2 separate regions of the Homo sapiens genome follow, and region 1 is linked to region 2. Evidence: chromatin contacts called from ENCODE Hi-C or POLR2A ChIA-PET data. All regions are on one chromosome and are shown on one strand. The core of a region is the stretch at or near the end of the contact, and the rest is flanking DNA. Distances in the headings are between cores, read along the strand shown.

Region 1 (3,906 bases), core at 355-2,854, 540 kb after region 2:
CCCAGGTTGGAGTGCAGTGGTGCAATCATAGCTCACTGTAACCTTGAATTCCTGGACTATGTATGGGAGCAATGGTAGAACCCAAGAGCACGAATTAACCCAGGGATTGTATCCCAAGGAATCTAGAAGCGGAGGATCAGTATGAACAGAGTGAGGAACGGGGGACAAAACTCCTCTTCAGCCAGGAACTACTGCTGTAGAAACTGACAGAACAATTCAGGGTCAGGAGCTGTCCTAGAGAGAGTGTTCCGGAGACTGCTTCCTGATGGTGCCACAGAAGTGCCTGATAGTTCTGTCCTTTTTTTTTTTAAGTTGAGATAAAGTTAACATAATATAAAATTCACAAGGCTGGGCATGGTGGCTCACGCCTGTAATCCCAGCACTTTGGGAGGCCAAAGTGGCTGAATTGCTTGAGATGAGGAGTTCGAGACCAGCCTGGCCATCCTGGTGAAACCCCGTGTCTACTAAAAATACAAAAATTGGCAGGGCATGGTGGTGCACACCTGTAATCCCAGCTACTCGGGAGGCTAAGGCAGGAGGATTACTTGAACCTCAGAGGCTGAGGTTGCAGTGAGCCGAGATTGTGCCACTTGTACTCCAGCCTGGATAACAGAACGAGACCCTGTATCAAAAAATAAAATAAAATAAATAAATATATATATACACATGTATAATTCACCATTTTAACTGTTATAAAGTGTACATGCCAGTGATTTTTAGTATATTCACAACAATGTGAAACCATCACCACTATATACTTCAAGAACGTTTCCATCACCTGAAAAAGAAACCCTGTACCTATTCAGCAGTCACTCCCGTTTCCTCTCCCTGCAGACCTCGGCAACCATTAATCTACTTTCTGCCTCTATAGATTTTCCTATTTCAGACACATCATATAAACAGAATCATACAATATCTGGCCTTGTGCGCCTGACTTCTTAGTGGAATGTTTTTAAGGTTTATCCATGTTTTAAGTATATATCAGTATTTTGTTTCATTCTTTTTTGTGGCCGAATAGTAGTATCAATTCTTGAATATACGATAGACATCCATCTCTAAATTCCACTGGCACAGCAAAAAGCAAGAACTATACTCAGTTCTGGTTGGTATGGGTGCTCCCTGAGAAATGGAATGAAGCTGACAATGTCTTCATGATACTATTCACAGTTTTAATTATGATGATCCCAGATCAAGGTCTTTGGTTGTAAATTTACAGCAAATTCAGTGAGTAACTAGGGAATATAAAAATCTTGCTTTTAAACATCAGGAACCAATTAAGCAACATGATGCACAGAAAACCTTAATTAACAAAGCCAGGGAAATACTGGCCCAAGTTCAGAAAGGAGACTGGCAGGAACAGGCAGGAAAAGAAACAAATCATTCTGAATGAGACTGTTCCTGCCTGAGACCCTGTTAAAATTACTAGGTGGCTTTAGAGTTTCATGAAGCTGAAAAGACGTGCTGCTTATCCCCAGGACCGATCAATCCAGCAGTCATTCAAATGCCTGTGTGGCAGAGTGGGTTTCTCCTGTTCACAAGTTCCCACGGGAAAGGCCAATCTGCCTGGCCCCATGTATCCATTAAACAAACTAAGGGTGTAGCCTGTATCCGTGAGATAAGTGCTGTGTGCTTTCAGAGGGCCAACATTTAGGTGTCTAACACAGTTTCTTACTAAGTCAACAGGAAGATGATAAAGGCAGCAAAAATCTGAGGACAGAGCAGTGTCCTGATGAAGTGTGACATCTGCTGGCTGACCAAGAAAAAAAAGAAATATTCTTGGTCTTCAACTATTCTAAGACTTCACATCAGAAAACGCAAAATAAAATAACAAGATGCCATTTTTTGACCCTCAAATTAGCAAATGACTCCCTGTCCCCATCATAACACCATGCTGAGGAAGATTCTAGGGAACCAGAATAAAGGTGGTAAATTGGTACCACTTTTTTGCAGGATAATTAGGCTTTGCTATTAAAAAAAAAGAGAGAGAGAATTTCTCTGTGTTTTGACCAGCAGATGGAAAGAAAAAAGACAAACCACATTAAAATGTCATATTCCCTTTAAGTCAGTAATTTCACTGCTAAGTTTATCTTAATGAAGTTATCACAGATGTGTGCCAAGATTTAGCTACAAATACGTCTGTCATGGACTGGGTTATAACAGCAAGAAACGAGAAACAATGTAACATTCAAAAATAGAGTAATAGTTTAAATTAGGATATATCCATACATTCAAACATATTTTGCTATATACCTACAGGAAATAAGGTACACCATCTATTGTTCAAAATAAGAATACATAAGTATTGCTGTTTAAAAAGGAAAAAAAGTCCCTCAAAAAATATATACCATGTTGTGAATAAGGTGATCTCGGAAGAAGTACAGTTATGGCAGGCCTTTCATTTTCTACCTAGTTCTTTCTGTGTTGAAAACAAAATAGGCAGAGCCCAGTGGCTCACGCCTGTAATCCCAGCACTTTGGGAGGCCAAGACGGGTGGATCACGAGGTCAGGAGATCGAGACCATCCTGGCTAACATGGTGAAACCCCATCTCTACTAAAAATACAAGAAATTAGCTGGGCATGGTGGCGGGCGCCTGTAGTCCCAGCTACTCAGGACGCTGAGGCAGGAGAATGGCGTGAACCCAGGAGGCGGAGCTTGCAGTGAGGTGAGATCCCACTACTGCACTCCAGCGTGGGCAACAGAGCGAAACTCCATCTCAAAAAAAAAAAAAAAAAAAAAGAAAGAAAGAAAAGAAAAAGAAACAAAATAAACTGACTTTTTTTTTTTAATCAGAAACAAAATTCACAGAGCCAGCTAGAAATCACAGGAGGTGACTAGGTATTTTAGATACCAAAAACAAGGCAAAAACCTTCTGTTGTGACCTCTATCCACAGAGGATGAGAAAGCCTGAGCCTTCAAACCCCTGTCCCCCTACCCCCATTCTTCTGAGTTTCTGGGGAGTCCCTGGTCCATTACCCACAAAGGTTATTTCAAATCTCCACTCTCTTTCAAGCTCCCTTACCCACTCCTGCCCCTTCACTCTGAGCAAATGACTCCACATTCTATATGCCACAGCGAGAAAATGAAACCAGGCCACCAGATAGGAACACCATCATCTTCATGTATTTACTCCTGCTCTCTTTCAAATGCTTCAATATTTGTACACACCACCAGTAAAAGCAATGGTGAGATGACTGCTTTTATGACATCATGCCACTGTCTCAAGGTCAAGGAAGAAAAAGAACTGGAATAAACATTACGATACAACCGGTTCAACAACTACATTATTTCAGGGGAATCAGAAAAGTAGTGGGAAAGAAGCCCAATTGTAGGGGATTATGGGGTAAAGAGGAGATACCACCATAAATTCTTTATAAAAAGATGAGGAAATTCAAAATAAATATATGGGCTGGGCGTGGTGGCTGATGCCTGTAATCCCAACACTGTGGGATGCTGAGGTGGGTGGATCACCTGAGGTCAGGAGTTCAAGACCAGCCTGGCCAACATGGCGAAACTCCATCTCTACTTAAAATATAAAAATTAGCCAGGTGCACTGGTGTATGCCTGTAATCCCAGCTACTTGGGAGGCTGAGGCAGGAGAATCACTTGAACCAGGGAGGTGGAAGTTGCAGTAAGCCAAGATCCCACCATTGCACTCTAGCCTGGGTGACACAGCAAGACTAAAAAAAAAAAAAAAAAATCCGAGAAACCAAAATAAATACATGTATTTAAGTAGAGGTAGCAAACATAGCGTACTTTATTTTTAATTGCAGTATGACTGACATACACTGTACACATTTAAAATGTACAAGTTTTGACATGTGTATAAGCCCATGAAACCATTACCATATTAAAGACAATGCATCCATCACCCCCAGAAGTTTCCTTGCCCCTATGTTATTTCTCTC
Region 2 (4,485 bases), core at 1,160-3,659:
CCCCAGTCTCCTATGGAAGGTTCGGGTAGCCTGGACTGCAGCTCTTCTAGGCAGCTTTCCAGTTGTATTCCCTGGCATAATTGTAACTTCAACACCTAGGTCTTAAGAAACATGTGTCCAGGCACAGTGGCTCATGCCTGTAATCCCAACCCTTTGGGAGGCCAAGGTAGGAGGATCGCTTAAGGCCAAGAATTTGAGACGAGCCCAGGGAACATAGTGAGACCCCATCTCTATAAAAAATTAGAGGCCAGGCACGGTGGCTCATGCCTGTAATCCCACCACTTTGAGAGGCCGAGGGGGGCAGGTCACCTGAGGTCAGGAGTTCCAGACCAGCGTGACCAACATGGAGAAACCCCATCTCTACTAAAAATACAAAATTAGCCTGGTGTGGTGGCGCATGCCTGTAATCCCAGCTACTTGGGAGGCTGAGGCAGGAGAATCACTTGAACCCAGGAGGTGGAGGTTGCAGCGAGCCGAGACCGTGCCACTGCACTCCAGCCTGAGTGACAGAGTGAGAGTCCATCAAAAAAAAAAAATTAGAAAATTAGCTGGTGGTTTGCGTCTGTAGTCCCAGCTACTTAGAAGGCTGAGGCAGCAGGATTGCTTGAAGTAATGCAGCAAGCTATGACTGTCCCACTGCACTACAGCCTGGGCAACAGAGTGATACACTGTCTCTAAAAAAGAAAGACAAAAAAGCAACATGGCCTGGGTTATCTGGGCAACACATTCCACACATCTTGGAGGACCCTCACCTCCTGATAATCAAAATGAGCATTTCCATGTTTCATATTTCTGAGTGCCTGTCAACAGCACACCATTTCACAGCAGAGCAGGGACTAGAGTGAGGCATAGGAGGCACTCAACATGGGTGCAAAATTCAATTTTTTTTTTTTAGATGGAGTCTCGCTCTGTCACCCAGGCTGGAGTGCAGTGGAGCGATCTCGGCTCACTGCAACCTCTGCCTCTCAGGTTCAAGCTGATTCTCCTGCCTCAGCCTCCCGACTAGCTGGGATTACAGGTGTGTGCCACCACAGCCAGCTGATTTTTGTATTTTTAGCAGAGACGGGTTTCACTGTGTTGGCCAGGCTGGTCTTGAACTCCTGACCTCAGGTGATCCACCCACCTCAGCCTCCCAAAGTGTTGGGATTACAGGTGTGAGCCACAATGCCGGGCCCATGGGTGCAAAATTTAAGGGGCCGCCAAAAAACTCAGTAAACAAGATAAATATTTTAGTGCAGTTCTTTTAAAATTTTTGATATTTTGTTCATCGTGGATAATTTTTTATTTTTATTTTTTAGTGGTTGCATTAAAATATTGTTTATCATGGTTGCTGAGTCTTTTGGCACCCATTGGACTTTGTACGCTGATCCGGTACCTCCTTCTTCTCAATCTAGTCTCAGTCTCTGAAGAGCAGAGTGCACTCATCTCAGCTCCGATCTCTAACCAGTGCTGGCTTGTGAGAACCGGCTTGAAGAAGATTGATAGGTTGATGGTTGGGCTGGAGCGTAGAGTGGCTGGAGGCCCCGTCTACCTCTTTCAGAAAGCCACGAAAACAGATAGGCAGGGGGCCAAGTCTATTGTTCCAAAGTTTCCACAGGCCTTGAACGGCCCTTGGGCTTTGCGGTCTGGTGATCAGAGCTGTAAAGGTTTCTAAACAATCAGAGGCCTTTGATATGGTTGCCAACACCCACATTTTCCATTCTGGGAACAATGCCATCAAGGGCCACAGCCTCAGTCCCCCACCTAAGTGAGGAAGTGTCTGCTGGTTGCTGGTAGGAGCAGGTCCTGTGAGGGCAAGGGTCAGAAGGACAGAGGAGTCTTCTTATCCTGGCTGCTCGCCTTTTCCCTCTGGTCACCTCACCCTTTTGCATGTTCAAAATCTATGCTCATCTTATCTAGCCCATTCCTCTTGGCTAAAGCCAGCACACATCCTGTTCCTCTCAATGGGAGAACTATCCGGGCAATTGCATTTAAAGGTTTTCTTGCATTGGTTCGGAATTTGCCCTGGCTCTGCCCTTATTTCCTGATCCCAGTGTAGTTTCTTTATTCAGGTGTGCAAAAGAGTGAGCTATTTTGTTATGGAGGCAGAGAGAAACAACCTCAGGTTCCTCTAATAATGCCTTTAGAACTCTCTTCTGAATAACTGGGGCGTTAAATTCATCGACAAAATCCCTTTGGGAGATACACCATCTGGGGACCCCCTCAAAGGTAGATATCTGGGCTAATTTGACTGCTATTTTGCAGGAATGCAGGTGGGCAAAAGATAGTTTCCACTAGGTCAGAATGTTTTTTCCACTTTCTGTTCTTTGTTATTTTGCTCACTTCCGGTGTGAAAGCACTGAATTTCAGAATTAGATGAAACTTATAGTAAAGGCCTGCCACAAGGTCTTTGTCAACCCCATATCCTGGTGACCAAACTAGATTTCATGACGTCAATCATTTCAAAAACACAGGCTCTTCCAACGGCGTCAGCAAGCAGAAATCCTGTTCACAAACACTGTTCTAAATCAGTCTTTATTTTATTTTATTTTTTTTGAGACAGAGTCTCACTCTGTCGCCCAGGCTGGAGTGCAGTGGCACTATCTTGGCTCACGGCAACCTCCACCTCCCGGGTTCAAGGAGTTCTCCTGCCTCAGCCTCCCGAGTAGCTGGGATCACAGGTGCCTGCCACTACACCCAGCTAATTTTTTGTATTTTTAGTAGAGACGGAGTTTCACCATGTTGCCCAGGCTGGTCTCAAACTCCTGACCTCAGGCGATCCGCCCGCCTCGGCGTCCCAAAGTGTTGGGATTACAGGCATGAGCCACTGCGCCCAGCCAAATCAGTCTCTTAATACTGAGTCTGAATCTCTTGAGATTTTAGCCCCTCAGTGCTGACCTGATGGAGATGTGCCTTTTTTTTTTTTTTCCGGGGAAGTATTCACTTCAACTCCCACAACCCCCGAGGAATGACTAGTGGGTTTCTTTCCCCTCCCCTCGGGTGGCCTTGTGAGGAAGCCAGGAAGTACTGTGAGCGGCAGGGCCTGGGAGAGCCCCTGTGGCCGACAGGAGGAGATCAGCCTTCATCGCACTCTCAGAAACGGAAGTGTGGGCGTGTGTTATGTTGCTGCAGCAACCAAAGGCAACCGAGCAGCAAACCTCAGATGACTGAGCCCAGCCCATTCAACGAGGGGGAGTTTCAGGTGGCCTGTGTTCCCCAGGGACTGGGCCTAGCTCAATCGGGAAAAGTCAGCATCCAAAAGTCCTCAATGACGCAGAGGAAGCCAGGAGAAAACAGTCAATGGCTAGTCATCACTGATTCGTGGTCACAGGCGTTAGAACAGGAAGGATCTGCACAGATCAGCCTCTCCCACCCCTCACTTTCCTGATAAAGGAACTAAAGTCCGGAAAGTACTTGCTCAGAGTCCTACTGCCAGTGGGTGTGAAAGCCAGAACCACCACCCTCATTGCCTTCTGTATACATAGCTTTAACAGTTTGCAAACACTCTTATATGCTTTAATTTCATCTGATCCTGGACTGAGAGCAAATATTTGTATTTCAACCAAAAGGCCAAATGCTCAGTTTCCTCATCTGAGAGGATAATAAGAGTACTTTTCTAATGGAATTCTTTTTTTCTTTTAATTTTTGGTAGAGACAGGGTCTCACTATGTTGCCCAGGATGGTCTTGAACTCCTGGCCTCAAGAGATCCTCCCAACTGCACCTCTCAAGTGCTAGGATTACAGGCATGAGCCATTGCTCCCTGTCCTCTAATGGAATTTTTGTTAGGATTAAATGAGTTAATAGTTTGGAGATTTGAGAGACTATAATAGAGGAAACCTCTCTTCCCTTCCCAAGTTCTGAGTAATTAAGAGCTGGGCAAGGAGAAATAAAAACAAATGGGATTGGCCAGGAGCAGTGGCTCTCTCCTGTAATCCCAGCACTTTAGGAGGCCAAGGCAAGCAGATCACTTGAGGTCAGGAATTCAAGACCAGCCTGGCCAACATGGAGAAACCCTGTCTCTACTGAAAATACAAAAATTATCTGGGTGTGGTAGTACACACCTGTAATCCCAGCTACTCGGAAGGCTGAGGCAGTAGAATCACTTGAACCCAGGAAGTGGAGGTTGCAGTGAGCCGAGATCACCCCACTGCATTCCAGCCTGGGTGACAGAACGAGACTTCATCTCAAAAAAAAAAAAAAAAAAAAAGCAAATGGGATCAAAACATCAACTTTATCACTGATACATTTTATATAGGAGTCCATGGTTTACATTTGTGGGTAAGTGAATGCCAGAATTAGGCAGGGTACCCACGCAGGCTGGGGCATGCCCCCCAGTTGGAAACTGTCCCTGTAAACAGTGGAGCCTGGGAGAGCAGAGCCCAAAGCATGCTCTGGAGGAGGATGGCTGCCAAGAGGACAGAGATGGGCTGAGCTATGCATCTCCAGTTCCTCCCCAGCGTCTCCATTGAGAAGTTGCTCCTCTTCCTGTACCACCCTCTTCACCA

What was found. Hi-C counts contacts between places; a loop is a spot of excess contacts on that map. ChIA-PET counts read pairs that join two places held with the same protein, here RNA polymerase II (POLR2A). Pooled maps may share reads with other maps.
Region 1: a loop to region 2 is called in a map of endothelial cell of umbilical vein, with 8 times the contacts of the local background. The contact joins two enhancer-like sites. A Hi-C loop is called at or near these places in 1 of 168 maps with a recorded cell type or tissue (endothelial cell of umbilical vein) and 2 of 50 pooled maps. POLR2A ChIA-PET finds 5 or more read pairs at or near these places in 5 of 52 experiments (A673, Caco-2, PC-9 and 2 more).

The regions. Positions count from the first base shown.
Region 1 is chr7:105,486,432-105,490,337 of GRCh38, forward strand. All of the region lies in intron 7 of PUS7 (pseudouridine synthase 7), which reads right to left. Among named protein-coding and RNA genes, the nearest start is that of PUS7, 34 kb to the right of the region's middle. Within about 2 kb of position 1,605, at least 6 of the 41 ENCODE cell types and tissues checked have a DNase peak (open chromatin) inside an H3K27ac peak, as active enhancers do; they include endothelial cell of umbilical vein, where a contact is called at or near this core.
Region 2 is chr7:104,942,127-104,946,611 of GRCh38, forward strand. The region is part of intron 1 of LOC101927902 (a long non-coding RNA gene); the gene reads left to right. Among named protein-coding and RNA genes, the nearest start is that of LHFPL3-AS2, 18 kb to the left of the region's middle. RefSeq lists enhancers at 1,773-1,832, 2,473-2,522, 2,833-3,142, 2,936-3,230, 3,463-3,532. Within about 2 kb of position 2,410, at least 37 of the 41 ENCODE cell types and tissues checked have a DNase peak (open chromatin) inside an H3K27ac peak, as active enhancers do; they include endothelial cell of umbilical vein, where a contact is called at or near this core.